Linked DNA regions of Homo sapiens: all the other regions are linked to region 4. The links are chromatin loops, found by intact Hi-C in ENCODE. Cell type or tissue: mammary epithelial cell. All regions are shown on one strand. Region 1 has its middle 110 kb from the start of CYRIA. Region 2 has its middle 89 kb from the start of RAD51AP2. Region 3 overlaps VSNL1 (visinin like 1). Region 4 holds the start of VSNL1 (visinin like 1). Region 5 overlaps VSNL1 (visinin like 1). Region 6 overlaps SMC6 (structural maintenance of chromosomes 6). Region 7 has its middle 220 kb from the start of RAD51AP2.

The links. Hi-C counts contacts between places; a loop is a spot of excess contacts. Peaks named below come from ENCODE experiments on the same cell type or tissue, not always from the same donor. Only the 100,000 strongest peaks of a DNase experiment are listed, where the experiment ranks them.
Region 1: a loop joins it to region 4, with 22 times the contacts of the local background. A loop is called at or near these places in 3 of 110 quality-filtered maps.
Region 2: a loop joins it to region 4, with 6 times the contacts of the local background. A loop is called at or near these places in 2 of 110 quality-filtered maps.
Region 3: it touches region 4 in a loop (4-fold over the local background); 8 of 110 quality-filtered maps call a loop at or near these places.
Region 5: it touches region 4 in a loop (7-fold over the local background); 21 of 110 quality-filtered maps call a loop at or near these places.
Region 6: it touches region 4 in a loop (11-fold over the local background); 5 of 110 quality-filtered maps call a loop at or near these places.
Region 7: a loop joins it to region 4, with 14 times the contacts of the local background. A loop is called at or near these places in 2 of 110 quality-filtered maps.

The regions. Positions count from the first base shown.
Region 1 is chr2:16,771,676-16,775,675 of GRCh38, forward strand. No RefSeq gene overlaps it. Among named protein-coding and RNA genes, the nearest start is that of CYRIA, 110 kb to the left of the region's middle. In mammary epithelial cell, a CTCF peak has its summit at 1,591 (motif pointing right); a DNase peak (open chromatin) is centred at 1,596.
Region 2 is chr2:17,427,547-17,431,546 of GRCh38, forward strand. No RefSeq gene overlaps it. Among named protein-coding and RNA genes, the nearest start is that of RAD51AP2, 89 kb to the right of the region's middle. In mammary epithelial cell, no CTCF peak of the experiment used is centred here; a DNase peak (open chromatin) is centred at 1,735; H3K27ac peaks cover 1,830 bases.
Region 3 is chr2:17,618,563-17,622,562 of GRCh38, forward strand. The region is part of intron 2 of VSNL1 (visinin like 1); the gene reads left to right. Among named protein-coding and RNA genes, the nearest start is that of VSNL1, 80 kb to the left of the region's middle. In mammary epithelial cell, no CTCF peak of the experiment used is centred here; DNase peaks (open chromatin) are centred at 1,909, 2,489 and 3,419; H3K4me3 peaks cover 330 bases; H3K27ac peaks cover 3,041 bases.
Region 4 is chr2:17,538,337-17,542,336 of GRCh38, forward strand. It overlaps VSNL1 (visinin like 1), which reads left to right and starts at 2,360. Exons shown (of 4, transcript NM_003385.5): 1 at 2,360-2,582. RefSeq lists an enhancer at 665-784. In mammary epithelial cell, a CTCF peak has its summit at 2,189; DNase peaks (open chromatin) are centred at 725, 1,485 and 2,205; H3K4me3 peaks cover 4,000 bases; H3K27ac peaks cover 4,000 bases.
Region 5 is chr2:17,644,534-17,648,533 of GRCh38, forward strand. The region is part of intron 2 of VSNL1 (visinin like 1); the gene reads left to right. LOC124908054 (a long non-coding RNA gene) reads right to left here. Exons shown (of 2, transcript XR_007088658.1): 1 at 1-4,000. Among named protein-coding and RNA genes, the nearest start is that of VSNL1, 110 kb to the left of the region's middle. RefSeq lists an enhancer at 1-451. In mammary epithelial cell, a CTCF peak has its summit at 1,726 (motif pointing right); DNase peaks (open chromatin) are centred at 998 and 1,708; H3K27ac peaks cover 1,390 bases.
Region 6 is chr2:17,671,143-17,675,142 of GRCh38, forward strand. The region is part of intron 25 of SMC6 (structural maintenance of chromosomes 6); the gene reads right to left. Among named protein-coding and RNA genes, the nearest start is that of SMC6, 81 kb to the right of the region's middle. In mammary epithelial cell, CTCF peaks have their summits at 93 (motif pointing left) and 1,908; a DNase peak (open chromatin) is centred at 1,919; H3K27ac peaks cover 423 bases.
Region 7 is chr2:17,300,869-17,304,868 of GRCh38, forward strand. No RefSeq gene overlaps it. Among named protein-coding and RNA genes, the nearest start is that of RAD51AP2, 220 kb to the right of the region's middle. In mammary epithelial cell, no CTCF peak of the experiment used is centred here; DNase peaks (open chromatin) are centred at 2,363 and 2,803; H3K27ac peaks cover 1,989 bases.

The DNA.
Region 1 (4,000 bases), 770 kb before region 4:
ATTAAAAAGAAAAGAAAAAATGATAGGCAACCACGTGGCCTCTAAATGCACTACTTGAATCAAAATCACCTTGAATCTTTGTCTAATCAGTAAGTGCAGAGTATCTGCTATGCCTGATGGAGATTCTGCTGCAAAGCTGTCAGGGATGGGTCAGGAAGTCTGTATTTTAAATAGCACAGATCCTCCAGAATCCACAGGGGATTCTGATGGACAGCCAGGTTTGGGGACCACTTATGCAGATACAGGATGTGAGATCATTAATAGTATCATTGCATCAGTGTTACAAGTTGTCAAGAATGGGCTTCCCCCACCTGCCTTCATATACCTGCCAGTATCACAGGTGTTGCAGGAAGAATGAGCGCTGCTATAGATGCAAAAGTGTGCCTGCAGCTCTGTGGGCCCCTTTCTGCTCTCTGCAGCTGATCACCTCTGGGGACAGGGGAATTGGATGACCTTAGAGAAAGCTCCCTTGTACTCTTGTGCTTTGAACATTTTTTTCCCATGTATGTCCTCAAGTTGCCTACGCATCTTGTAAAGTGCAGGTCTTTGGGGTCCATTCTAAAGCTGAAATTTCCAAAATGGAGCCTTCCCTATGATAAGGTATGAGAGGTTATTGACACAGGCGCTCACTATTTGATACGCAGGTGTTTAATATTTGATCGAAGGCAATACTTCCCAATGCCTGGATGTTTGATCTCCAGTGCAGCCTGCTCTCATGATCCATTAGGGTGCAAACAAACATTAGAACTTGTAATTATATTTTTTATCTCATCCACTATGTAAAAAAAAAAAATGAAATGGGTGTGGCATCAGCAATGGCACAAGCATCCCCTTGCTCTGAGCCCCTCCCATTTCTCACCTGGATAAAGGCAGTAGCTCCTGACTGGGCTCTGCTTCTGCCCTTGCCCCCTGCCCCACAGTATTCATCTTCTCTCACAGGCACAAAGGATACATTTAAAACATCAGTAGGGTTAAGCCACACCTTTCTCAAAGTCTTCTGATGACTTTATTTCACCCAGTTAAAGTCAAAGTCCTTAAGGCCCAATGCGATCTGTCCCTCTGTGTCCTCTCTGACTTCCTCTCTTCCCTCAGGGGTGGCTTACTCCACTGCAGCCACAGAGGTCTCCTCTGCTCCACAAACATGGCAGGCACACCCTGCTCAGAGCCTTTGCGCTGGCTGTGTCCTGTAACCGGGGGCCTGAACTGTAAACACCCACGTGCCTGACTCTGTCACCTCCTCAGGTCATATTTAAACATTATCTTCTCAACCTGCCCCAGTTACCCTCAACCCCCCTTACATAATGCATGGCACATGCCAGGAACTCAATCAATTCACTACATAATATTTATTGAAGAATTGATTGAATTAATAGCTATATTTTACATTCAGTGAATAATATACTGAAGTTATAATGCATGCAACTTAGCGATAAATCACACATATTTAGTTAGATGGTCAGTTTCTTTTCTTCTTTTTTTTTTTCCTCTTGGAGAGAGTCATTGAGTCATTTAATGAACATTGGCTCAGGTGTCTGGGAAATGATTCTCTGATAATCTTCGACGTGTTTCTAACTGTGTCCAGGAGATGGTGCTCATTCCCAACAAGACACGCCGTAGCAGGCACAGGGCTGAGCCTCTCAGTCTTGGTGCTTTTTCGTCTTGCTACTTTTGTCATATGAGGAATGATAGATGGCTCTGGTACCATTGTGTGACTTAGCCATGCTGGTAATTGAATAATTGTACCCCCAAAATTCCTACCTCTGGAGAAGGACTTGAGATCATTGTTTTGCGGATGTCAGCTGCCCGTGCCAGGACTGAGTGTATATTGGGGGGGACTCCCTGTGCCCCAGTGGCTCTGCAGCCCCTTTTGTTAGAGTGCTCTTCCCAGTGTAATGCCACAGACCTTCTCAGGGATCCTTGTGCAAGCAAGACCTATTGCCCTTGTAATGGCTGTTGCTTGCTAAGTACTGGTTACCAGCCAGGCACTGGGAGAAGCCCTTTATGTGCAGAGTCTGATCCTCTCAACCTCCTGGAAGAAAGAGATTTAGAGCTTCATTTTACAGAGAAGGTAACTAAGGCCTCAAAAGATTAATAGCAAATGACATGGAGGGGTTTCTTTCCCAGTAAAGCAAACACAGAAAGTCCCTGTGCTGCTCTTTCCCCTGTGCACAGAAGTCCAAGAAACTAAGAACTCAGAGGAAGGCAAGTTCAGGTTCCATATCCTCCAGGAGTTCTGTATCTGGTGAGAGGGAGAGAGACAGCCACACAGAGAAAGTCTATTTTCAGGCAGCTTGGAATATGTGTTGAGACAAAAATATGGATAACTTGCCAAGGGGGAACTTCATTCAGTACCTACAAGTTTCCATGGAATTTTTTGTTGTCTTATTTTTGCTTTTGCTATTAGAAAAAAACACTGGTTCCCAACTCCTCACGTGAAATTTTCCAGATTAGTGATTTTTACTTGGGATCAAGCTGAATGCAGAGTCTGCTTCAGTGGGTTGGGAATGGAACCTGGGACTCTGAATTTCTAATCACCTGTCATGTGATGCGGATGCTGTGGGTTCAGGGACCCCAATTTGAATAGGAAGAGGTGAGAGAAGTGAATGGCCCAAGGTCTGGCTCATGACTCATGAGCTAAGAATGTTTTTTTGTGTGTGTGTGTGGTTGTTTTCAAACTATTTTTAAAGGGCTGTGGGGGAAAAGAAGAAAGACTATGCAACACATGATATGTGGCCCACAAAACTTAAAATATTTACTATCTGATCCTTTACAGAAAAAGTTTGCAGACCCCTGGGCTAAAGTAAAACTGTTGACCTCTTAATAAACTCCTTTGGAAGAGCAAGTTCTTTTTAATGGTGAGTTTGGAAGAAAGCAAGGCATGCTCAACTCCACCCTTTCTCTGGGATTTCCTGCCTGCAGGGAGCACAGATTCTGGGAGCCTCTTGGTAAGAGTCTCTGTGGAGCCAGGAAGGGGCCTGCGGTCTCCAGTGTTACACTGATGGCATCAGTCTGTCTAGTGATGTATTCAGGAGCCCACATTTCCGTAGACTTAGGTCAAACTCTTCAAACCACCTTATCAATAAAAAGGTTTCTATCTGCTTGATTCTTATTTCTGTATCTTAGTGATTCAGAGATTGAGTTGGAAGGGGAGGAGGAGTGCTCCTTTAGAGCCTCCCAAGCCCCAGTCTTTCCTATTGCCTTCAGGCATTTGTTCTTTGTGTCTGTGTCCTTGTTGGACCCTAGGGCAAGGCTTGCATTCTGGGTCTGACTGACAGATACGTCTTCATGCGTGGCTGCAGACCCACCATCGCATGCTACCAAATAACTCCTGTGTCAGACCATGCCAGTGGCTGACTGTCATATCAGAGGGCTCATTGCCAGTCAGAGTTAGATCTCTGAGCTAGGAAGCTGATGTGCATCCTGGGCGCAGGCAGGCCTTCCCCAGTCTGCAGTCTTCCACATGCTATCTCTGTATGCTCCTCTGGGGAGCAGCCGTCAGCTGCTTTGCAACAGCGGGGCCAGAATCAAGGGAAAGTGGGCCTGATTTCACAAAAGCTGCAGCCATATATTTTTTACTCTTCGAGGTGTAACTATGGTAATGAGATCAGAAGAAAAACCCTCAAATGCACATGGCAGTTTGGGGTACTGGAGAAGGGTTTAATTTTAGAACCTGAGCCTTGCTTCATGGAACAAAGAGCAGTGGAACGGGGCTTGCCACAGAGCTGCCACAGGTGCCTCTCCTTCCAGGACTGCACAGCCTGTCTGATAGCAGGCAATTTTTGTGTTCATCAGTTGTGGAATTTGTTTGGCTTGTGACATTCGTCTACTGCTGCAGCTATTGTGACAAGGGTGCGCCATTAGAAAGTCATTCTGTTGCGGCAATTTTCAGGAGTCTCAACCGAGCAACAAAATAACCGAACTCAAGAAAATGCAGCTGTTCTAATCATTCCATATTTAAACGAGGCAATTTATTTGCTTTCATAATTCTTACCACAAACTC
Region 2 (4,000 bases), 110 kb before region 4:
GGCATAAAAACACAAAGGAATGCTAAGAATATTTAGCATGATTAGTATGCTCCAAATGTTTTTGGCATTGCTCAACAAAATTATAAAACCTGCTCTATTTTCAGTCTTCGATATAAAAAAGCTCTAAAAACAAAGAGGGCAGCTTATCCTTCTTGGGGCCACCAATTTTCTTTGTATTTTTAAATGCTCATATGAATGTAATTTAGCAGTTGTTGCTCATTTTCAGGATGTGAAAAATAATGACTAGCAATAAACTTTTAAATGACTGTATTGCCATGATTGAAATACTTGTTATAAGGAGTTATTGGGGCATACAACTTAAAACAGATTGCAAAGCAAGTGTGTAAAGCCCTACACATTCATCAGTGACTTCATTGGCTATATCAGTGGATAGCAGAACATTAACATGAGTTCCAAAACTATAATCTGATAAAAGTCTGTGAAGAAACAGAACTGAAGTGATCAAAGCTCTTAAGAACTAGAGAACTATATAGTTAACAGAACACTGGGAACTTTCCACATACTACATTAATGGATGATCTATGATACTTCTGATTACTTTCCCAGGGACCACTCACTAGAACACTTAAACACTAAATAATGTTGTGCTTTATTATTACAAAATACTAATAAATTGTGTGAACATATTCCACTCTCAAGTACTAGAAGCTCTACCAGTAGCGCTGAAAAAAACAGTACTGTGACATCAAGACATGATTGAGTTCACTTGGAGTTGAGTAAAGCAAGACATCACTTGAACCTCACTGGAAGGGCCTTGTCACATCCTGCTGAATTTTAGTATAGTTAAGTATCAAAACCTACTGTGTTAAATTTAAGCCTTCTACAATAACATTTCTTCCTATTAATTTGCTGTTTTCTCCCTAGACACCAGGACCAATGATTTGTTTTATTCACCTGAGTCTTAGACCCAACATGACAACCAAAAGGAAGCTTCTTATAGAGACATGAGACTCTTTAGAAATCTGAAAATCCTAACTCAGTCCTAAAAATAGAAATTCAACCCTTATATCAGTTATTATAGTCCACATGCCAGACTGACAGTATCCAAGGAGATAGTATTCAACCTATGTAATTGCCAATAGGAAAGCCATGCTTCTGACTTCACTTGTTTGTTCCTGACAAGATTTTTTAACTGATCTCCCATACATACAGTTCTACTTTGCCCTCATATATTGTCCTGGCATTCTCAGTATTGTCTAGAAGCTTAAAAAGAAAAAAAATCTATGTTTGAATCCCAACGACATTCTGCTAACCCCTTTCTTCCATTAACTGATATGACTACTTTCTTATTGAAAAATTCATTCTCACTTGAGAGCTGTCGCACGATAAGGAGACTGAACAGAACTGTTAATCCACTCTCTTCCATCAAGATAAAACATTGAGTTTACAAATGCCTTTAAACTGAGAGGACCAGTGTATTTCAGTGAGCATTGTTATAATTTCTAACTACTGCACTGTCCCATCTGAACTTAGAAGTTCAGTCATTAAGTGTCAATTGAAGTGAAAAATTACTGGGACCATGTAGACCTAAATCACACAAAAATAATAAACTTATATCTAGTTGCTCCTATTGTACTATGCTCTATGGCAAAGACAGAATAACAGCACATTCCTTAAATGTTTCTATGTTGGGTGTGCTCCCTGTGACACACAGCAAAGTTTCTGGACGGGAAATTCTAAATGTTTTGGGCATGCTTCTGGCCAGAATCAACATGTATAAAATGAGTAGTTTCCCACTTCACCCCAGAGAAAGAGAGAAACACCTGATCTATATTTGGCAACTGTGGTCTGTGGCTTATTTTGCCATAGGAATGATGAAATTGTTTTTGAAAACCAACATTAGTAACTATACCCAAAAGTGTACTAAAAATGAAACAACTGTAGAGTATATTACAACTTGGTTTCTCTATAAAACTTGAAGCTTTAAGAACTTTGCAAGGCTTACCCTCCAAGGCTTCACAAAGGAATGTTTCACCCTCCTTCCAAAAGGGCTCATGCAAAATGACTTTGGAGCGCAACATATCCATCCTATGGAGTTACCTGCTCTACTGGAGAAATCAAGAACCCAACCAACCTTTTTAAACAAAGGAGTAATGTCAGGACTGTTTCTCTAAGCCTGGTATCCTTTGAGAGAGTGGCTTGGAGTTTCACCTTAGCCATCAAAAAAGGGCTGTGTTCACATCTTGTAAGGACCCCTCCAACTGTATCCCCATCTATTCAAAGTTTATCCATGGCTTATCAACCCCAAACTGAAGAAAGTTGGCAAATTATGCTGCACTGAAGATAGTAACTTATTTATATCAGCTGGTAGGCATCCTTGCAGGGAATTAAGAAATAAAAAATAAACAGGATAGTTTTCATTTAGATGTAGAAGCAATGCTTATGAAATGCTATAAGCAATGTAGCCTTAAAAGGATGCATCACAAATGTTCTCACTGGGATGCTAAGAAAGTATTGCACTGCAGTGAGATATTTAAGGGAGCCTACACAGATCCAAATTTAAAATGGAGTGTTGATTATAGTCAACAGGCAGAAGAATTGTAAATGCAAAACATTAGATGTCCCATAGTTGCCTTTTAAAAGCTCTCTGTGCTCTTTCCTTTGCCATATTTTAAGTTGTTATTTTCTTAGGTCACCTATTCCTTTCCCCTCTGGTGCTAAGTAATGATATTACAGTGCCAACATTGAAAGTGCATGTGTTCCTAAATGCTGACGATAGAAATCTCAGAAATATAAAAAGGATAAAGTATTTATCTCCCCCTGTAGCTCCAGAAAAATAATATTATTCTGCCTCCTAGACCTAGTTTTGATAAAATGGTGAATGGAAAACATCTATAAAAGTATCAATCTTATACTCACAAAACGTGGAAAAGTGTAATCTGTTATGGATGTTATGGAAACTGTTCTTGGAAGTGTTATTTGTACAAAGGAGTCTTTTAGGACACCACAGAGTCTTTCAAGATTACTGAGTAACAGCTGCAATATAATCTGTTAGACTAAGTTTGTGATTCATATCATTTGTCAATATTTGGAATATTTGCTCTGGTAAAAATATTCAAATTAGCATCCTTGTTTCCTAAAATATATAAATACTAGTGTGGTTTTTGTTGTTGTTTTTGTTGTTGTTGTTGTTGTTTGAGGCAGAGTCTCCCTCTCTTGCTAGGCTGAAGTGCAGTGGTGGGATCTCGGCTCACTGCAACTTCTGCCTCCTGGGTTCAAGTGATTCTCCTGCCTCAGCCTCCCGAGTAGCTGAGACTGTAAGCGCTCTGGCGCCCAGCTAATTTTTTTTTTTTTTAGATGGAGTCTTGCTCTGTCGCGCAGGCTGAAGTGCAGTGGCGCAATCTCCGCTCACTGCAAGCTCTGCCTCCCAGGTTCACGCCATTCTCCTGCCTCAGCCTCCCGAGTATCTGGGACTACAGGCGCCTGCCAAAACGCCCCGCTATTGTTAGGAGAGACGGGGTTTCACTGTGTTAGCCATGATGGTCTCGATCTCCTGACCTCGTGATCCGTCCGCCTCAGCCTCCCAAAGTGCTGCGATTACCGGCGTGAGTCATCGCGCCCAGCCGTGATATTTTTAAGTCAGAAGAGCACCTTGAGCATTCCATTTTTCCTCCCTTTATACACAAATGCAACAGTAATACCATGAAGATGTTGAATTCTTTATTCAAACAAAAAGTTACAGATTATTTGCGTCATTTTAAATCAATCCTAGGACATTCTGAAATACAGTTAAAAAAAGACAAAAATCCTAAGACTATGTACTTTTTAATACACAGAGGGAAGATAATCACTGTTAGGTAATAATATATTTAGGGAAGACATACTTAGCACCTTTCTTGAAGCCTGAAATTTGAAGCCTGGAAGTTCAGAAACTCAAAAAAGAACACAACTTGAATCCCTCTCTCATATTTAACTTGAATTCTCAACACTTATTTGCAAAAACCATGTGCAAATACATGTGCAAATTAGAAAGCAATGG
Region 3 (4,000 bases), 80 kb after region 4:
ACAGACTTCAGGGGTTCGAATGTAGACATCTCTGAGGGGAGAGCATCATTCTGCCTCCTCTGCCCAGGTTCTGTGAATATGGGCCCTCAATAACCATTATTGTAAGAGTAATAATAATATTTCCGACAGACTGAGCACCTAACATGTGATAAGCACTCTGCTAGATTTTTACACATATTAACTGATTTAATCCTCACTAAAGCTCTACAAGGATGCCTTAATTATCCACATTTACACATGAAGAAATTAGACATGAGGAGTTCAGTGAATTGGGCCAGTGGGCTTAGGTAAGGAAGGCAGAGGAGGGAATGGCTCCAGGCATATGTTTTTTCCATATGTCACCAGAAAATTCCCCCAGCACTTTGGTCCTACTGCTGCTTGTAATCATTCTCTCATGATCCAGTGAATCAGTGGTGGGGTCGGGGTTGGGAAGAGAAGCTTCCAAAGAGAATCTGACAGTCAGGGGCGAAGGAAGAGAGCCAATACTGAATAACCACTGTGTGCCACACGGCAGGGGCTCTCCCAGGATGCTTCACAAGCTCCTCACAAGGTCCAAGAGGCTGCCATCTCCCCAGTTTTACAGAGGATACCACCAGTGCCCAAAGAGGTTATGCAGCTTATTTGAAGTAATACAGCTAATAAGTAACACAACTGAAATTGGATCTGGTCTTCTCTGAATCCAGAATCAGCATTCTTCCTTCTTTTATCTGTCTTTAACCAAGTTACCCACATGGTGGAGGCCTGGGTATAGGTAGAGAGCGGGCAATCTTGGTCCATCTTCTCAGCAGGCTAATTTTTCTTGGAGATTGAGGGGTGGTTTTTTAAGTTAACTAACTGATGGGTTTTGCAAACACATTTCAGTTTTTAAAAGGAGACATTTTAGGGCACATAACACATATTTTACATGAATATTAACTCAAATGCGAAACTTCAGACTCAGCAGCCCCCGAGCCTTCTGAGGTCTCAGGTATTTTCTACTCTTAAGGGTGCTTTGGTGGAAAGTTTGGGCACTGGACCTCAACTTGTTCAATTTTCCCTTATTTGCCTTTTTAGAAAAGGCAGCTTCTAGGCAGGAAAGTAGAGAAACCAGGTCACAAACAGTATTAGAACTCATGGTCCTGACTCCCCATCCAGGGCTCCCTCCTTGTGCTCCATCATTTGCCTCCCTCCTTATGCATTTCCTCACCTGAGGAATGAGGGTAACGTATTCATTCACTGAATAAAGATTTATTGGGCATATACTATGATCAGGAATGGTACTAGACACCGGGGATTCAAATAATTTGTTTGTTACAGTCTTAAAAAAAAAAAAATGCAATCCCCCCCCAAAAGGCCCCCAGCAATGTTACAGGGCCATTCTAAGTGATTACAATAATGTGTGGTGGAGTCATGCCCAGGGTCTTGAGAGGGCATAGGGGAAGGGCACTTGCCCTAGCTTGGAGTTCAATCTTTCTATATGAACTGAGTGCTAGAGCATCTGTAAGAAAATGCCAGGAGATAGAAAGCATTTGAGAGGGAGGCCTTCCTGCAATGGGGAAAGCATGGAGGTAAGAAATTACAGGTCATATCCTGGAAGGCACATTGGGAAACACAGAAGTTCATTTTGCTCATGCCTAATGTGTCCGTCAGGCAGAGAGGGTACCACTGTATGAACGGGCAAAACCCTGGAGACGTGAGCCAGGCCCTTCTCATGGGGATCCAACTCCAGAAAGTGATGAAAAACCAGTGAAGGGTTTTAAGTAGCATGGGTAGGATGGCTTCATGGAATTTTCTAAGTGGTTCATTCTGGAAGCAGTCTGGACAAGGGATTGGCAAAGCGAGAAGGGCAGGCTAGAGGCAGAAATACCAGCAGGAACCTGGAGGGTATCCAGATGGGAGGTGCAGGGGCCCCGCCTCCTCATTCTCAGGGAAGATCTGCTGTGCTTTCAGTGCGCCTCCCACGTGGAAGGCTTCTGGATGGGGGACTCGAGCTGCCTCCAGCCCAGGATTCCTCACCCACAGACGAAGCCTCTAATTAAAACAAAGGGGCCACAGTAGAATGCAGTCATCACTCTTCCCCTGAGAAAGTGGGTGGGAAGGTGAGCATTATGCTATTCATGATATTATCTTTTGAGAAAAAGAATTCCACACCCACTATTGTCTTTTATCGAGTGACGCTACAAATTGATTCTAAGCCTCAGAAATAAAAGAGGGTATAATATAGTACAAAAAAAAATTGCAAAGATCATACAACCTTCATCTGCTAGTGTAAAACAGTACAGACTAACCCCGATAAATTCAGAAAAAAAGTAGAATGAAACCTCTCAATTTAAACTCACTGGGGAGGGCTAATTTGAATTTTACATTGTTTCAAAGGAATGCTACTTCTTCCTCTCACATCCAAGCATAATAAAACCTTAAGAGAATATTTGTGTAATCAAATGCTGATGAGTAGAATAAAGCAAGTTAATAGGAAAACTATAATAGACTTATGGTTACATAATGGTGAGTCATGAGCAGTATGGTCATTTTTATATACAAGAATGAACTTGATGAAGGAAAGCTACTTTAAAAACAATACCTAGCATATCACTTAACAGGGAATCTCACCAGGCAGCCCTATAAAAATCAGCAGTTTCTTTCTCTAAAAATCAACAGTTTCTTCCTTCCTTCCTTTCTCTCTCTCTTTCTTTCTTTCCTTCTTTTTCTTTCTTTCTTTTCTTTCTTTCTTCCTCTTTCTTTTTTTCTCTCTCTCTTTTTCTTTCTTTCTCCTTTTCTTTTCTCTTTTCTTTTCTTTCTGAGACACAGTCTCACTCTGTCACCCAGACTAGAGTGCAATGACACAATCTCATCTCACTGCAACCTCTACCTCCCGGGTTCAAGCAATTCTCCCACCTCAGCCTCCCGAGTAGCTGGGTCTACAGGCGCACAACACCACACCCAGATAATTTTTGTATTTATTGGTATAAACAGTGTTTCACCATGTTGGCCAGGCTGGTCTCGAACTCCTGACCTCAAGTTATCTGCCCGCCTCAGCTTCCTAAAGTGCTGGGATTATAGGCATGAGCCACCGTGCCTCTACTCTTTTGTTTTATTTTTTAATAGAGAGGAGATGTCATTTTGTCACCCAGGCTGGAGTGCAATGGCACAATCATAGCTCAGTACAGCCTCGAACCCCTGGGCTCAAGCAACCCTCTTGTCTCTGCCTTCTGGGTAGCTGGGATTATAGGCACTTGCCACCACACTTGGCTAATTTTTTTGTTGTTGTTTCAAATATTTGTAGAGACAGGGTCTTGCTATGTTGACCAAGCTGGTATGGTACTCTGATCCTCCAGCCTCAGCCTCCCAAAGCAATGAGATTATAGGAATGAGCCACCGCACCCAGCCAAAACTAACAGTTCCAGGGGAGCGTCCTGATTTTTAGACTGGATTCTTCTGGGCTGCTGGGAAGATCCTGGTGAGTCATAATGAGAGAGGCTGGGCTGATAGTGAAGTTTGCCTCATGTCCTCATTCTCCTCAATTTTTCTGAGTCCCTCTCCTTGCCTTCCTTTTCCACTCATCTATCACAGACATCAAATCCAGAGGTATTCCAAAGCAGGCAGCCTTCTACTAGCTCATCCTACAAATTTTACCTCTGAACATGAACATAAAAATCTTCAGACTCTATCTCAAAAAAAAAAAAAAAATCAGGCTGGGCATGGTGCCTCACGCGTGTAATCCCAGCACTTTGGGAGCCCTTGAGGTCAGGAGCTCGAGACCAGCCTGGCCAACATGGTGAAACCCTGTCTGTACTAAAAATACAAAAATTAGCCAGGCATGGTGGCGGGTGCCTGTAATCCCAGCTACTTGGGAGGCTGAGGCAGGAGAATCACTTAAACCCAGGAGGCGGAGGTCGCAGTGAGCCAAGATCGCGCCACTACACTCCAGCCTGGGCAACAGAGCCAGGCTACATCTCAAAAAAAAAAAAGAAAGAAAGAAAAGAAAGAAAGAAAAGAAAGAAAGAAAGAAAGAAAGAAAGAA
Region 4 (4,000 bases):
GGCATGCCAAAAAAATTAAACAGCAACAAAATATTAGAAGCTGAAAAAGATAAAGCTACATAATAGCTGGATATTAAACATTACAATATCGCATTTAGGACGCAAACAGCGCTGCAGTGCAAATGGAACTTTAAAAAATCTGCCCGCCCACGTAGACAAAGCTACTTTACAAAAGCGCACGCGTCGATATCAATCGTACCCTACAACAGAGCATGGTTTAAAGTATCAGTGTACATTTTTTCCTAAACACAAGTTGCAAGTAAGTTATCTAAAATCGAACACCGCCACGAAAGAGACCTCCAGGGTGCAATAAATAGGTATATCTCGTTGAAGTGGAGAAATGGCATCATGACCCTTTGGGTTGATGCAGATTACAGTGCGGAGGCTGTTCTCGAGAGAGAAACTAGAACTCAGCGTAAAATGCTGTAGTAGGGGAAATCGACCAAAGACGAGATTTTGAAAGCCTTTTGAAAGTCGTTTTTCTAGCTAAAAAGAAAAAGTGACTTATTCAGGACTGACTCCCCCTGCCAGTCCCAGGAAACAGGAGCAGCCCGGCGCGCCCGGGAGCCCCGCAGCGCAGTGCGCACTGCGGCTCCAGAGCGAAGGGCTGGCGCCCGCCAGATTCTAAACGTGCTCGGCTGCCGCAGCCCGCCGGGGCCGCGCGCCGTGGTCCGCGCGACTCCGCGCTCCGGGTTTCCGCGGTCACCAGCACTGGCGGAAGAGCCCTGCCGAGAGGGGACAGCCGCGGGCGGTGTCCCGGGAGTCCCGAGAGCGCGCTCCCCCTTTGCGCAACCTTCCCGAGGCGTCCTGCCCGGGAAGCCAGTTCCTGGGTTCTGGGCTGGCTAGGTTGGCAGCGAATGAGGCTTAGGCATCACTGCCTGAGGCCCTCACTTAGCATGTCGACAGCCACAGACTTGTCTGGCGGAGTTTCTCCTGGTGCCCACTTAAGTAGTCTCAAGTTTGTTCAAAGCTGGACTCCTCGACTTGGAACCAGGAGCAGCTGGAGATTTGTCAATTTAGAGCTCATTTGCCACGGGAGACGCTCTTGGTGTCCCCAGCACCGAAGGGTAGGTCAACTCTACAGTTTTCCTGAACATGATAAGGTGTGTGAAGACGCTGTGCAAATTGTACAGCGCTCTGCTTAAGGAGAACCTCGATCTTCATCTCGCCCCCAGAACTTCCCTCCCTTGAAAATAAAACTCCCACCTGAATGTAAAGCCCAGGAGGGGGTTTTGTTAACCGCACTTATTCCCAAAGCATAAAGGAATGTCTAATAGTTTTGCAAATGCTTCCATGAATAATTGTTGAATGAGTTCATGTACAACATACACACTTGAGGAAAACTGGTCTGGTTGGGAACATCTGGGAATTCTCCTTGCTTTTCTGGTAGGGAAGCGACCGACCAAACATTTATTGGGCACTACTCCTTGCCAAGCCTTCTAGGCTTTGGCAGGCCAATGGGGAGCCGGGGGGAGGGCTGGCAAACCTGTTAGTTGTTCAAGGACACAAAGGGGGCTTTATAAGATGGCCTAATCAGAGCCCTTAAACGTGGGTTCGCAAAATGGTTCATTCCCGCCCTTTCACCCACCCCCTCCCACCCCAGACGCAAAGCATATGTTAAAAACACTTAAGTGCATACAGAAGGCGCTTGGCTCAGGGTACACAGGGCAAGAAGCCTCGGATCCCAGCTCCCTTTAACACACATTTTTTCAACGCCGTTCTGGACCGAGACTGTCCGGGGCACTGGGTGCTGCAGGACCCGGCTCCCAGTACTCCTAGCAGAAGACCCTCTGATGAAATGGCCCATGACAAAATGACCACCATAACCGTTCCTTCAGTAAGCCAGGTAGACGTGCTCACAGCTTGCTGGGAAGTCTTCTTTCGGAGATTTCTGCAGTTTTCTCCTTCACCTTACAGCCTAACAAAGGGTGGGCCGGGGGTCGGCTAGGACAGAAAGCAGCGGGAAAAGCGGCTCCACGTGTTCCATCTCTGGCCTCGGCCTTCAGCCCCCAGGTTCGGTAACCACTGGGCGTGGCGAGTCCGGGTAACCCGCAGTCCCTCGCGCCCGTCCAGGTGCGGGTTGCTCCGGTAGCCGGACTCCCTTTTCCTATATACTTTCCTTTTGAGCTTTTGCTAAAATCTGGAGACGTGGAATCCACCCGCGGAAACTCCGAGCCCCTCCGACTGAGCATGCGCCATCGCCAGGCGGCTTTTGGTCACAGGCTCCCGAGTTCTCCTAGCTGGGGCTGCGGAGCTGGGGGGAGGGAAGAGAGGAAAGGGGAGGGGGTGCCTGGAGAGGCGGAGGCTCGCGCGCCTGCGCATCCAGCTCCAGGGACCCTAGGTTTTCTATGGGATTCCCAATCTGCAGCAGAGATTTACCCGAGCGTGTTGCGGCAGCGGCTGGGCTTGCAAGGCGCGATCCAAGAGGGATTTAAGCAGCCCAGAGCTCCAGAGAAAAAGAGAGCGAGAGAGAACCACACACAGAGACGGCTTAAGCGTTTACCCGAATTAAATATATATTTTTAAAAAGAACTGTTGAGTTTTATCATTTTCGTTAAGTGACCGTGCGCAGCGCTGTAACTGTAAGTGGAAAATACAATCTTCGTTGCATTTCTGCATGTGTAGTGCAACCAACTGTCAGAGAAATGCTTTGGCTATTGTCACATACTTTGCTTTGCATAGATGCGTCTAAATGCATGGGGACAATTTCCTTGCTTAATGCTGGCGATCTGAATGTGCTCTTAGTCCATGGGGGATCTTTTGGAATATTGGGGGTGGGGGAAGGGGGAGTGTTTATATGCGGCGTGTTTGGGGGATTGTCTTAGACTAGATTTAAGACAGGTGAAACTGAGATGCTTTCTTAGTTTGTCTTAGACAGATTTAAGTAGCTAATTGACCGATTGTGAAGTTTTCCGGTTGCTGATAAAACTATTGAGCGGGTACAGTCGAGTAGCAACCTGTCATCCGTGGGATTGGTGCACCATTTTTCTCACTGTGGAAGGGCAGCAAAGGTGTTTGCTAAGTAAAACTGAGTGGATGAGATTGGTATGGAAATCATGGTTGATCTCTGAGCGGGATGTTAGTGTTTAAGATCCACGGAGTCAGGCGCAAAATGAGCACATTTCTCTCAGTATTCAGAAATGAGTAGATAATTTTTTTCGTCTTTGATTTTTGTCACAATGGTGAATGGGCAGAAAAGGGAAAGATGCTCTACTGCACTGTCGATTTTGAACGGAGTCACAGGCTCGGTCGCTGAATGGGGACTGTCAGACCCAAACTAGTTACCTGCCTTTGCATTCCGTGTTCGCCATCCGGAATCTGGGGTTAAAAAATGTAAATCAAGGTGTGTTACATTTGGTAGTATTTCTTTAAAGGATAAAAGGTCGTTTTGTGTTTTGAGTTAAAATGGGTTGTTCCTTGCCCAGAAACTGGAAGAAGGGTCTTTGCAAGGTCAAACCCCGGGTGGAAATCAGAATGATGAATACCCTCAGGGGTACAAGAATGTGTACGTGGAAGGAGCGAGGAGAGGCTGATGCTCCCTGCATGGTGGAAATGATGAGTGCTCCGCATTGCCTGATCAGTGCCCTGTGAGATGCCAGAGTGGGAATCCATTTTTCTAGAGTTGCCCTCCTGTCCGTATTTTGGAAACTAAAATAAAATAGAATTGTTGGTGGTTGTGGAGAACACTAAGTACATACTATTTGTGTATCACTTTCCAGTTGAAGGCAAGAAAAGCTGGGGAGTTTTATTTCTACATATTAATATTTATTTTAATTTCTAAAGGAATTTCAGGTTGAGACAAATTTAAAATGAAACTCTTGTGAAAACACATTTTACCCCCACTATCATTTAAACTGCCTACGTGTGTTTGTGTGTGTGTGGTGGGGGGGAGTAGGGGGTGATCCTACATCATTGAACAACTTACTTTTGAATGCACTCTCATTAAGCCTTGGGTATTTAATAACCCCAGAAAATGCTGCACTGAAGCAGGTTGGCAGAA
Region 5 (4,000 bases), 110 kb after region 4:
TGTGGGAGGAGAAGGAGACTGCAGTTGGTGCTGGGAAGAGCCAAGGCTTTGACTCAGATGGCACTGAGTTTGATCCTCCTGCACCCCTTAGTGATGTGACCTCATGCCAGTTACTTACCCCAGAAAAATGACCCTCCTGCAAGTCCTACCCTTGCTGAAAGAATCAGCTGGGGTGGCCTGTGAGAAGGACCTGCTTAGAGCCTTGTTCCACGAGACACACTCATGAAACAATAACTACTGTCTCAGTAGCAGGGCCTGAAGAGGTAGGTACAAGACCAGGTCATCCAGAACAGGCTAGAAGCCACTAGCTAATTCCAGCAGGGTAAGGGGAGATAACCTTGGAGGTTGAGCAACTGTATTTCAGGGTGATTGTATTTGTATATTCATAGGCCAGGCAAAATAGGCCTTTGAAATTTGAGAACAAAAGAAACAAAACTGACCCAAGTGAGGGTGTTTTAAAAGCAACTATGTCTTCTGCGGGATTGGATGGCAGACCTCTCCAAGACTGTGAGCAGCGGAGCAGTCCAAGAATACTCTTCTGGTTTTTTGAAGCCCTATTTCCTATCAAGAGCTCTATTTCCAGCAGACTAATGGGCAGAAATCTATTCTGAGGTCTGAGGGCTGCCCAGTGTTAGCCAGGAGCTGGGCCTTGGGCAGAGCCCTGGAGAGAGGCATCCTCCGAAGTAGCCTTGCTGCCACCCCTCCTGACACAGCACATCAGCTGTTGCATGGGCAGGGGTGAGTCCTGGCCAAGGCCTTGCTTGTGCCCACCCCACCCCCACCCAAAGGTTGGGCTGGAGAACTTCTTGGGGAGCTGCCTCCTCCATCACATTGAGGCAGTGAACCAGGGATCTTTGGAGGGGAGAGATTCATGTGGGAAATGCTGCAATATTTTCTCTGGAAGGATAAGCTATCCAGGCAGCAATGGTGCTGGGGAGGGCTGGGATAGGGGTGCAGAGGAAATGTGTCACTGGAGAGAGGCACAGTGTTTGTAGATCATCACTCAGCCTTTCTGTGCCCACGCTGGGTGGGGCCCTGGAGGCCCAGAGGCTAATGTGTCTGGTTCTCATGCACCACCTCTTAGAGGAAACAAACATTTTGATATTCACAACTAGATAGATTACTGAAAAGAAAGAAATGCAGAGTGGGGCCCACTGTCTGTAGAAAAAGCTCCTGCCCTGGCCAGGAGGAAGCTGGTTAAACCATGCAAAGACTCCTGTTGTCTGCCTGGGGAAAGAAAAGACCTCAAGTGTTTCCTGGGGTTTTCTTCTGCAGGTTGTTCGGTTCAGGGACAGGGTATGGAGTACAACCGGGAGCAGTCAAGGTCTGTGTAATCCCAAGAAGTCTCAGACTCTGAAACTCTAGGCTATGATGAAGAACAATGAATTGTCAGCAGCCTGTATATTAGGATGGGGGGAAAGGACCACATGCGAATATTTTAAAGCTTCAAACTGACAATATCATGTCCATTACTTTTGTTTGCAGCTCCATACACTTGTAATTTATCACAGTAAAATTTTATACTTCTTTATATGGTGGTTTGATTAATGCCTATTTTCCCCCACTCCTTAATGCTCTATGTCTTTCTTCTATTTTATTGCCAGCACCTAACACTGTCCTTGACACATAGCAGCTGCTCTCAATGTTGAGTTAAAGAATGAGTCAGAAAATAACTCAGTTAGAATCTCAGTAATTTCCTTGCAGTACATATGTGCTGCCAGAAGGTGGCGAAAATACTCAGAGCAGAGAATTTCAAGCTTCAGAGGCAATGGATGCTAAGAATTACATAATGCAACACATTTGGTTGCTTCATCAAATGTGGAGTTAAGTTTATTTCCTCGGCTAACACTTGATTAAGATAAATCTCAAGGTGTGGCAGAAACGGTCAGACAGATTTGCATTCAAATCCAGCCTCTGCTGCAGACAGCCAGGAATCTTAGGCAAATGCCTTTGACCTTTCTAGGCTTCCACTTCCTCATCCACAAAATGGAAAGTACAATGTCAGATTTTGTTATGAAAATTAAGTGAGAGAACACTAATACACATACACACACACATATACATATACATATGAGTGTGTATATACATTTTTAATTTTTCAACCTCAAAGTTCTTTGTATCTGTCATATTATTTATAGATTATTACTGCCATCGAATATTACTTCCATGTCAAAATTTAATACAAGAATTGAAACAAAATACATTGAGTTAAAAAGAAATTGAACAAGAGTACGCAAAAAAAGAAAAATACTGTGCTTTTCAGGCCCTGTTGTCCTCCAGGAGAAGTAAATCTGAGTTCAAGACCCTGAATTCTTCCTAAGAAATTGAAGGGAATGCAGCTTCATTTCTCTGTGATGATCCATCTAGAGTTGAATTATTTTGTCAAAATAAGGAGCATGTCCCTAGTTAGAAAAACTCAAAGCACTCAGAACATGATAGGATAAATTTCCTAAAGGAAACAACCCCTCCAGAAATTTGAAGGCTCTTGAGCACACACTCAGTTCTAAAGTAAACATGTTGGTTGTAAAAGTCAGTATATAGACCTTCTGCAAGACACATGTAACTTTTATAGCTCAAAATTTACAATTGATTTTTCTCTCAAGGTTTTTTAGACCTAAATTAATTTTTAATATACTGACCCAAGGTGCCCAGTTATTTTTAGATAAAACTGTCAACTATCCCTTAACCTAAAAGTAGGCTGTGAGACATAAGATAGTTAAAGCATTACAGTGCCAGAAACCTACACGAATGGAGGTTTCGTGCCCACTGGTCTCATGCCAACTGCACATAGAAATGCTGGCGGGTAAACAGCACTAAGGGGACTTGGGAACCTGTCCAGGGGCTCGCTCTGCTCCACTCCAAGTCAGTTCACAGGTGCCAGCCCCACCCAGGCCCCTAATCACAAGGCAGATGAACACATCAGCCAAAGTACCCTCTAGAAAGGGACCAGGACCACTCATGCATAAGGCACAGGAGGAGCAAACTTGCCTATTTAGAAGTTTTCAGATTCAACATTGTTTAGTTCAAAACTCAGCGCCTGGCAGCCTGTCCTCAGGTACCAAGCACCTAAGTAGCATTGGGGGGTGAGGGGCTGGGGTCATGCTGAGCTGTTCAAAGAAGAAGGAAAGTCCTTCCCTCTACAACTCCCTCCTTGAAACTAACAGCTCATTTACTGAGCTTTAGTAATACTTTGCCCTCTCCTCTGTTCTAGTTCTTATCAAGTAACATGACCAAGTCAATTTTGAGTAAAGTCCCCCCATTAACTGTGCAGTCTCGGAACACAGAGACCTCGAGGTATTGCTCTCTGAGTCCATAGCACCCAAGACGAGGCCCGACATGAATAAGAACGCAGTGAATTCTGACGAATAATGAAAAATGAAGGATAAGAGAAGTGAAAGATATGTTTAGGGAATGAGGGAACATAAGAGAACATTGTCCTTTGTAACCAGGAAAAGATATGTTTGATGAAAAAAAGAAATGGGTCTCAAATGTTTATTTCGTGAGATAATAAAATGATTGTTGTCATTTTAAGCCACTAGCTTTTGGGGTGATTTGTTATATAGGAATAGTCTCTGGAACAGATCATTGTGCCTAGCAATGGGTACTACCAAAATATAAGTAATGGGTACTTTCCTTCTCCTGGAATGCTTGGCTGTTCCCTGGGCCCCATGTATAGAATCCTTCTGTGTTAAAGCATATCTTATGTCTGGAGGGAAATTTTCTACCTTCCAATGTGCTTCTAGGTGCAGGAGGAGTGGGCAGCAGAGCTCTGCAGGACCCAGGTCAGGATGCACAGTGAGAAAGACGGACCGAGGGCTCCTCGAGGTAGATAGCCCAGAGTGGGCAAAGAGGCCATCTGTATGAAGGCTGCTCACCTGGTCCACTTAGCAGGTGCAAAACTTACGAAGGAAAAGGGATATCAATGAGCAACCTCAGTAATCTTCTATAGACCTTGTAGTGCTTGCCTATAGAGCCCAGAACCCAGATTTATTCATCCAGA
Region 6 (4,000 bases), 130 kb after region 4:
GGATTACAGGTGTAAGCCACCACACCTAACCCTGAAACTTAAGCTTCAAACATTTAAAAGTGCTGAGATTTTTTGTTACTTGAATTATAGTGACACCTAGTGGTTAAGCTGCATTAAAAGTGATTACTGAACGTCAAAAGGACAGAAATCAACTTTAAAAAGCTTACACTGGCCAAAGAAATGCATTGAAATATATCTTTTAAAAGATTTAAAGGATTGCTTTAGGAATCCTTTAAAGGAACCCTAGAAGTTCGAGACCAGCCTGGGCAACATGGGGAAACCTCATCTCCACACACACACACACAAAAATACAAAAACTAGCTGGCCATGGTGGCATACTCCTGTGGTCCCAACTACTTGGGAGGCTGAGGTGGGAGGATTGCTTGAGCCTGGGAGACAGAGGTTGCAGTGAGCCAAGATCATGCCATTGCACTCCAGCCTGGTCGACAGAGCGAGACCCCGTCTCAAAAAAAAAAAAAAAAAAAAAAAAATTTCTTTTGTATTGTATTTATTTTGAATTCTAAATAAAATCTTTTAAAATTTAAATAATTTTAAATTTCTTTTAAAAGCTAAATAAAATCTTTAAAAAATTATTTACTAAATAAAGGTCCATGGAAACAATAAGAAAGCAACTAATAAAATTAACAGCAAATCATTCACACAATTTCCTGAGAATATACAATAACATTAGGAAGGGTTCTATTTTTTTGACAAAATTCCAGATATACATATATGCATACAAGGTGAAAAAAGAGCAACAACTAGTTTCATATCAATAGCAGACATATAGCTTCCAATACTTTTCAATTCACTGTTTGAAAAGTGATACTGCTCTCAAGTGAGCATTCATTTATTTTTTAATATTAACATTATTAATATTCTAAGGTAAATATTCCAATTCTAAACATACTCTAAAATTTTACACCTATCATAAGTCTAAACAAACCAAACCAACAATCAAGCAAATAAAAATTCCCATATAAAAAAGCAAGAACTAAATACCAAGATGCAATCTTGCCCCCACACTGTATTTTGCACCAATTTAATAAATGAAGCCCCAAGTAAATCTGGGGGATCTAGCTTTTACCCTCTCATCTATTACTAACATATCATGGAACTTCAGTGTCACTTTCCTTATTAGTAAAATGAAGGCCACATAAATTAAAGATTCTTCTGGTATTCTTTTGAAAAACAGAGATGACAACATCAGAAAGTCTAGCTTGAGTTGTTTTGTATAGTTAGCTGTGGAGATAAATTATTCAAGCACTTCTAATACTTTTTTTTCTCCATTTTTTTATTACAGTAATAGTTTTTATAAAGAACACAAAAGTGTACAACTCAATTTTTACATGAATACATACACACACCTGGGTAACCACTACTGAGATCAAGACACAAGAATATCCCCAGCATCTAAGCAAACTATTTGTATATTACCATCCCTGAAAAGGTAACTATTATTCTGATTTTAATCACCCAAAATCACTCTTAACAGTTTCTGAACTTCATATGTAGAGGTTACACATACTCTTTTGTACATATACTTCAGATTTATATACACTATGTACATCCTTGTAACTGGCTTCTCTCACTCGCCATTGTCAGATCATCTATGTTGTGTGCAACAGCAGTTTGTTATTTTCATTACGGAACAGTATGTCGCTGTTTGAATATACCCGAATTTATCCATTTGACTCTAGGTAGACACTGGGTTTCTCAGTTTTGGGCTATGATAAATAAAACTTCTTTGAACATTTTCAAATATATCTGTTTGAGAAAATAAGCACTAATTTTTTCTTGGGTTTATGCCCAAGAATGGAGCTGCTTTAACAGACATCGACAGAGAGGTTTCCAAATTAGTTTGACCAAGTTACACTCCCACAAGCAATATATGAGAGTTGCAATTCCACATCCTCACCAGCACAAAATATTGCCAGTCTTGTTCATTTTCATCATCATCATAACGGTGTGACAGTAACTTACTGTGGTATAAATAATATTTCTCTGATGACTAACAGCGCTTTTTCATGTGTTTACTCACCATTTAGATACTTTAAAGTGGTTTCTATTTAAGCCTTTTGACTATTTTAAATGTGATGTCAGTCTCTTTCTTACTATTTTTTAATTCTAGGTAAGTCTTTTGTTGCATGTATGCATCACAAATATCTTTTCCTAGTCTGTAGCTTCTTTTATCACTTAATGTTACTTTTTGATGAAGTTCTTAATTTTAATAAAGTCCAAATTATCAATCTTTTCTTTTGAGTAGGTTGCTTTTTGTGTCCCATTCAAAAAAACATGAAGACATTCTCTTCCTCTAGAAGCTTGTTTTAAATTTAGGTCTATGATCAACTTCTAAATTACTTTTTGTATATAAAGTTAGGGGGTCAAACTTTGCTTACTGTTTATTATTTAAAAAAAAATTTTTTTTTTTAAATTTTTTTTTTGAGACAGAGTTTCGCTCTTATTGCCCAGGCTGGAGTGTAATGGTGTGATCTCGGTTCGCTGCAACCTCCGCCTCCCGGGTTTAAGCGATTCTCCTGCCTCAGCCTCCCGAGTAGCTGGGATTACAGGCATGTGCCACCATGCCCAGCTAATTTTGTATTTTTAGTAGAGATGGGGTTTCTCCATGTTGGTCAGGCTAGTCTCAAACTCCCCACCTCAGATGATCCACCCACCTCAGCCTCCCAAAGTGCCGGGATTATAGGCATGAGCCACCACGCCCGGCCGCTTACTGTTTATTTTACCAAAAGGATATCCAACAATTTGAACCTAACACCATTCATGAGAAGACCACCCTCTTCCACAGGCTTGCAGTGGAGTCCTGTCATTACATATATGTATGATTTATGCACACAGGTAAGGTCCTCCTCAGGTGTCTATTGTTTCATTGCTATTGTACATTTGCTTTCTACTCTCCAATTTCTGCTCTTATATCACTGTATCCTTCTCTCTACTTGAATTTATAATAGGCTTTTTTCCTTTTAGCATCCTGAGATAGAACTTAGATCATTAATGTTCAGCCCTCCATTTTTACTAATGTATATATTTAGAGCTATAAATTCCCTTCTGAGAAATCCTATGGCTGTATCATACAAGTTTTGATGTTTTCTTTTTATTGTTGTTTGATTCAAAATTATCTTCTAATTTCTATTTGATTTCTTTTTTGACCTACAGATTACATAGAAATGTGCTGCCTAATTTTCTAACATTCATTAAGTTTTAAGGTTATCTGTTATTTCTAATTTAATTCCACTTTACAATATATTCTGTATGACATCAATCCTTTGAAATTTGTTGACATTTGCATTATAGCCAGGAAATGGTCTATTTTGGTAAATGTTCCACATGTACTTCAAAACAATATACACTCTGTGGTAGTTTGGCACAATGTTCTATAGTTCTGCCAATTAATTTGGTTGTGTAATTTAAATCTTATATTGCCTTACTGACTTTTAATCTGATTGTTCTATCCATTATTGAGAAAAGTTTATTAAAATTTCCAACTGTAATTGTCAATTCTTTTACTTTGCCTTTTAGTTCTCCCAATTTTTATGTATTTTGAAGCTATGTTATTAGGTATATACAAATTAAAAATTTTTTAAAATAACTTTTATAACCATGAAATGGCCCTTTTGGCCTCTAGTAATATTTCTTGCATAAAGTCTATTTTGTTATTATTACAGCTTAACCAGCTTCCCTTTGGCTAATGTTTTCATGGTGTATCTTTTACCATATTTTACTTAGGATCTTCTCTGTCCTTATGTTAATATTTAAGGTGTATTTTGATAAACAGCATACAGTTAGTTTTTGTATTTTTCTTTTCAGCCTGTTTTTAATTTAATAATTTAGTGCACTTACACTTAATGTAATTGCTGATATATCTAGATCTGAGCCATGCATCTCCTTTCAATTTGTTCCATATGTTCTTTATTTCTCTTCCCTTTTTGCCTTCATATAATTGAGTATTTTTGTTTTCCATTCCTTTTATTTGGTCTCTGTT
Region 7 (4,000 bases), 240 kb before region 4:
TCCTCTCCTCAATCCTCTCCCCAGAAATGTCTGTCCTGTGGTCCAGCCTTGCAGACATCCCCTGCCTTCCCTCATATCCAGGATGCCTACTGCTATGGGCCAGAGTCACCTCATAGAAAGGACGTTAATAGTCACCATTCCAACTCTCAGCATGATGACATCCTTTCCTCTCTACCATTTCCAGAAATGAACAGCCAGCCCTTGCCTGGTAGCCCCCTACCCTGGGATGCTCCCCATCAGCCAGCATTGGACAGCTCTGACTGTCAGTGTCTCCTCACTGGTCCTGGTCTTGCCCTCAAGGCTGCACAGAGCTGGGCCCCGTTTCTGGCCAAGGAAGGTCCTTCAAAATGGTGCAATGTGCTCTCAAACTCCCTGCCCCAAGCCATCTTCTCCAATGTAATCTCCCCATTTCTTAAGCCACTCCCCACGTAACTAAATCAGGACTGCCCAGAAGGCAAGAACAATGCTCCCCTCTCTTGTCCTGAGTTTGGCTACTTGAAGGAAGCAGCCACCAACAGGCATGGCACTTCACCTCCCATTCCTCCTGATGCTCTTCCCATAAAACCTCAAGCCCTGATTTGGGCTTTCAGGCTTTGTTGTCTTCCTTTATCCCAGCCTGAGAGCTATCCACTTCAGAAGTCTCATTCCTTTCCATGCCCAGGTTTCCACTTTCCTCAAGGAAGCAGTCCCTCCTCCCATTCACCTCCCCTCTCTAACAACTTCCGTTCAGATCCAAATTACTTCTGTTGAGCCCCTCTAGCATTCTTCCTCCCATTCACCTTCCCTCTCTAACAACGTCCATTCAGATTCAGATTAGTTCTGTTGAGCCCCTATAGTATTCTTAATTCCTCTTGCAGCTCTAGGATTCCTGGATTAGATACTCACAACTCATCTATCCAAAGCCCACTAGGGAGCATTGCCTTAAGGAAAAGAGAGTCCCTTTCCTTCCCAGCTATGCAAATATTCTCTCCACTCTATTTCTTTAAACCAGGCCCAGTCCCATGGATTTCTCCATAGTAGGCCAATAAAAATGGGTATTGGACATTCCATCCCCATTGGTGGTAAATGTCTCCAGCCTCCCCCATTATTTTATACTCCTTTTCTACTTCTGAAGCTATTATTCATCTCTCAGTATCCCAACATCCAGAATCTGCCCCACACTAGTTATTCCTTGGAATAAGGCCCAGATTGGCCTTTCAACACAGTTCTAGTCTTCTTTCTCTGACAAGGTGTGTGTTCACCCACCCTACGGTGTTAGCTCCCCTGCTCAGCTACCCTGCAGTTTGGACTGAGAGGTCATCCATAGCACCCCTATGCATGGCATCCAACACTGCCACACAGATTTGAGTCCCTTTAAGCTGTGACACCAAAGGAAAAACTTGTATGGAAGTTATAAGCAGTTGTCCTAACAGGCTTCTTTAGGTCAGTGGAAGCTTCTCACTGAGTTTCTAGCCCTTGTTCTTTGCTGATGCTATTGCCTGTTTTCCAGGCAGATAGGCTAATTTCTGAAGCCTAACACAAGGGCAAAGTACCCACTGTGCAGCCAGAACGACTAGCCTCCCCCTCCTCATGATTAGCCTCAAGGAGCTGCTATGCATTCTGCAGCTGCATTTCCAGGATGCAGGCCAGAAGGGCTGACAGCCACTTAAAGAAACCTCAGCATGGCCAAATGGGAGGTCCTCTCATTCACTATGTGTAGATTAGTTACACCTAGTGATATTTGGGCTAGAACTTTTTGTTTTCATTTTCAGAGGTAAAAATCACCTGATTATCAAAAATATACATGTAGCATTTTAAACAGTAGTCTAATAATAGTTGACGCATCACACAGAAGACATTAGATATAGATTATGTTCTGGAATTTTAGTCTAATCATAAGTCCCTATTTCAAAATATTTAGCTGAAAACCTAGGCAAGAGAGTAAGGGTCTATGGGAGGACAAAATGAAAGCAGAGCCTTGATGTCTTAAGCAGTTTCATCGCTAGAAGGGCACATGTTGTTACAATTTTTAGTCACCAATGTAATATTGGCTCATTGAAAAGAAAAGGAGAAAAAAAAAAAAAAGACCAGTGCCTCATCTCTTTATATACAGCTCATCACCTAGAGATTGAGTGTGCCTTAAATGTTGATGCCTCATCATTAGCATAGCCAAACCTAAAGTAGGTGCTTCTTACATGGTCACTGAATTGATTCTCTTTGCTTACTTAAATAGCGAATGACCCAGGACTAGAGGGTGCTTTGCTGTTATTTTTACCTGAGTTTACCGGACTTGACTCAATACAAACCTGTGATCAGCCAGACTACCTGGCTGTGCCCTTCTCCATTGCAATGTATGATCTGACAAAGGGAAAGAATCTATTTTAGGATCTCCCACATCCGCTGTGGTTCTGAGTAATGCCTGAGACTTGCTATCTAGCAATTAAGCAAGAAAATATGAGAAATCATATTTACATTTTCCACACTGTTGAGCTTCCTATACCTAACCTTGAACACTTAATACTATGCTGCATTATGATTCATCGAGGAGCAATGGTTTTATTTATAAAACTAGGAAACAAAGCTTAACTCTAAGATGGCTATCTTAAAAGAGAAAGGAGAATAAAATATGCATTTGAAAATTGTCATTGATGAAAAATGAAAAACAAACTATTTCTGTTATGAAAGTGAGCGTTTCAGATCTCTCTTTTCTTGCTTCCTAAACTTCACCAAAATACAACAATGATCCTAACTTTTTATTTTCATTGGACTCATTCATCTGGGAAACCCTTGACCTAACAGCCACATGCTCAAAGTCTAGCCTCCTTCCAGGTTCAGCTTCCATACCACTTTTTCCATGGAGCCTTCTCTGCCCAGCTCTGCCTTGCCCTCCTTCCTTGTGCTTCTCATCTGCCATTCAGCTTGCCCAGTGTCGGCATACTGCTCCCAATATGTTAGTTTTCTGCCACTATTCATTGACATCTCACATCTTCCCTCCAAACTGAGCACTAATTCAAGGGTTTATTTCTCTGAACTATAGCCCAAAACATTGTAGTCACTCAGTCAGTAGACATTGTTGACATATATTTCACATATTGTGTTTATTGTATTTCACTTATGTATATTTAGGATGCAGCATTTAAAGATATCCAGGCCAGGCACAGTGGCTCATACATGTAATCACAGCACTTTGGGAGGCCAAGGTGGGAGGATAACTTGAAGCCAGAAATTCAAGACTAGCCTGGGCAATAGAGTGAGACCACCACCTCCACAAAATATTAAATAAAAATTTGACTGTGTGTGGTGGCACATACCTGTAGTCCCAGCTACTTGGGGGGCTGAAATGGGAGCATTGCTTGAGCTCAGGAGTTCAAGGCTGCAGTGAGCTGTGGTCGCATCACTGCATTCCAGCCTGAGCAACAGAGTGAAAACTTGTCTCTAAATAAATAGACAAATAAAGATATCCGATTTTCTTTAGAACATAAGGCAGAAGAATGGCTACTCTTATTGAAGGTAATATCCATTTGTTTGTTTGTTTGTTTGTTTGTTTGTTTGTTTTGAGATGGAGTCTTGCTCTGTCGCCCAGGCTGGAGTGCAGTGGCACGATCTCTGCTCACTGCAACCTCCGCCTCCTGGGTTCTAGCAATTCTTCTGCCTGAGCCTCCCAAGTAGCTGGGACTACAGGCACGCACCACCATGCCCGGCTAATTTTTGTACTTTTAGTAGAGATAGAGTTTCACCATATCGGCCAGGCTGGACTCGAACTCCTGACCTCGTGATCTGCCCGCCTCAGCCTCTCAAAGTGCCGGGATTACAGGTGTGAGCCACCACACCCGGCCTGTAATATGGTTTTTAAAGGGTTGCCTGTTTAACTTGGGAAACCTATTTATAATCAAATGTTATTTTATGCATTTATGGTCAGTCGACCCAGAAGAAGACAGGACAGGCATAGACAAGGATGAGCGGGGTATGATAGTGAACTGGTAATTTCGGTAGATGCCATTTTTAAAGCTCTTTTAATGAT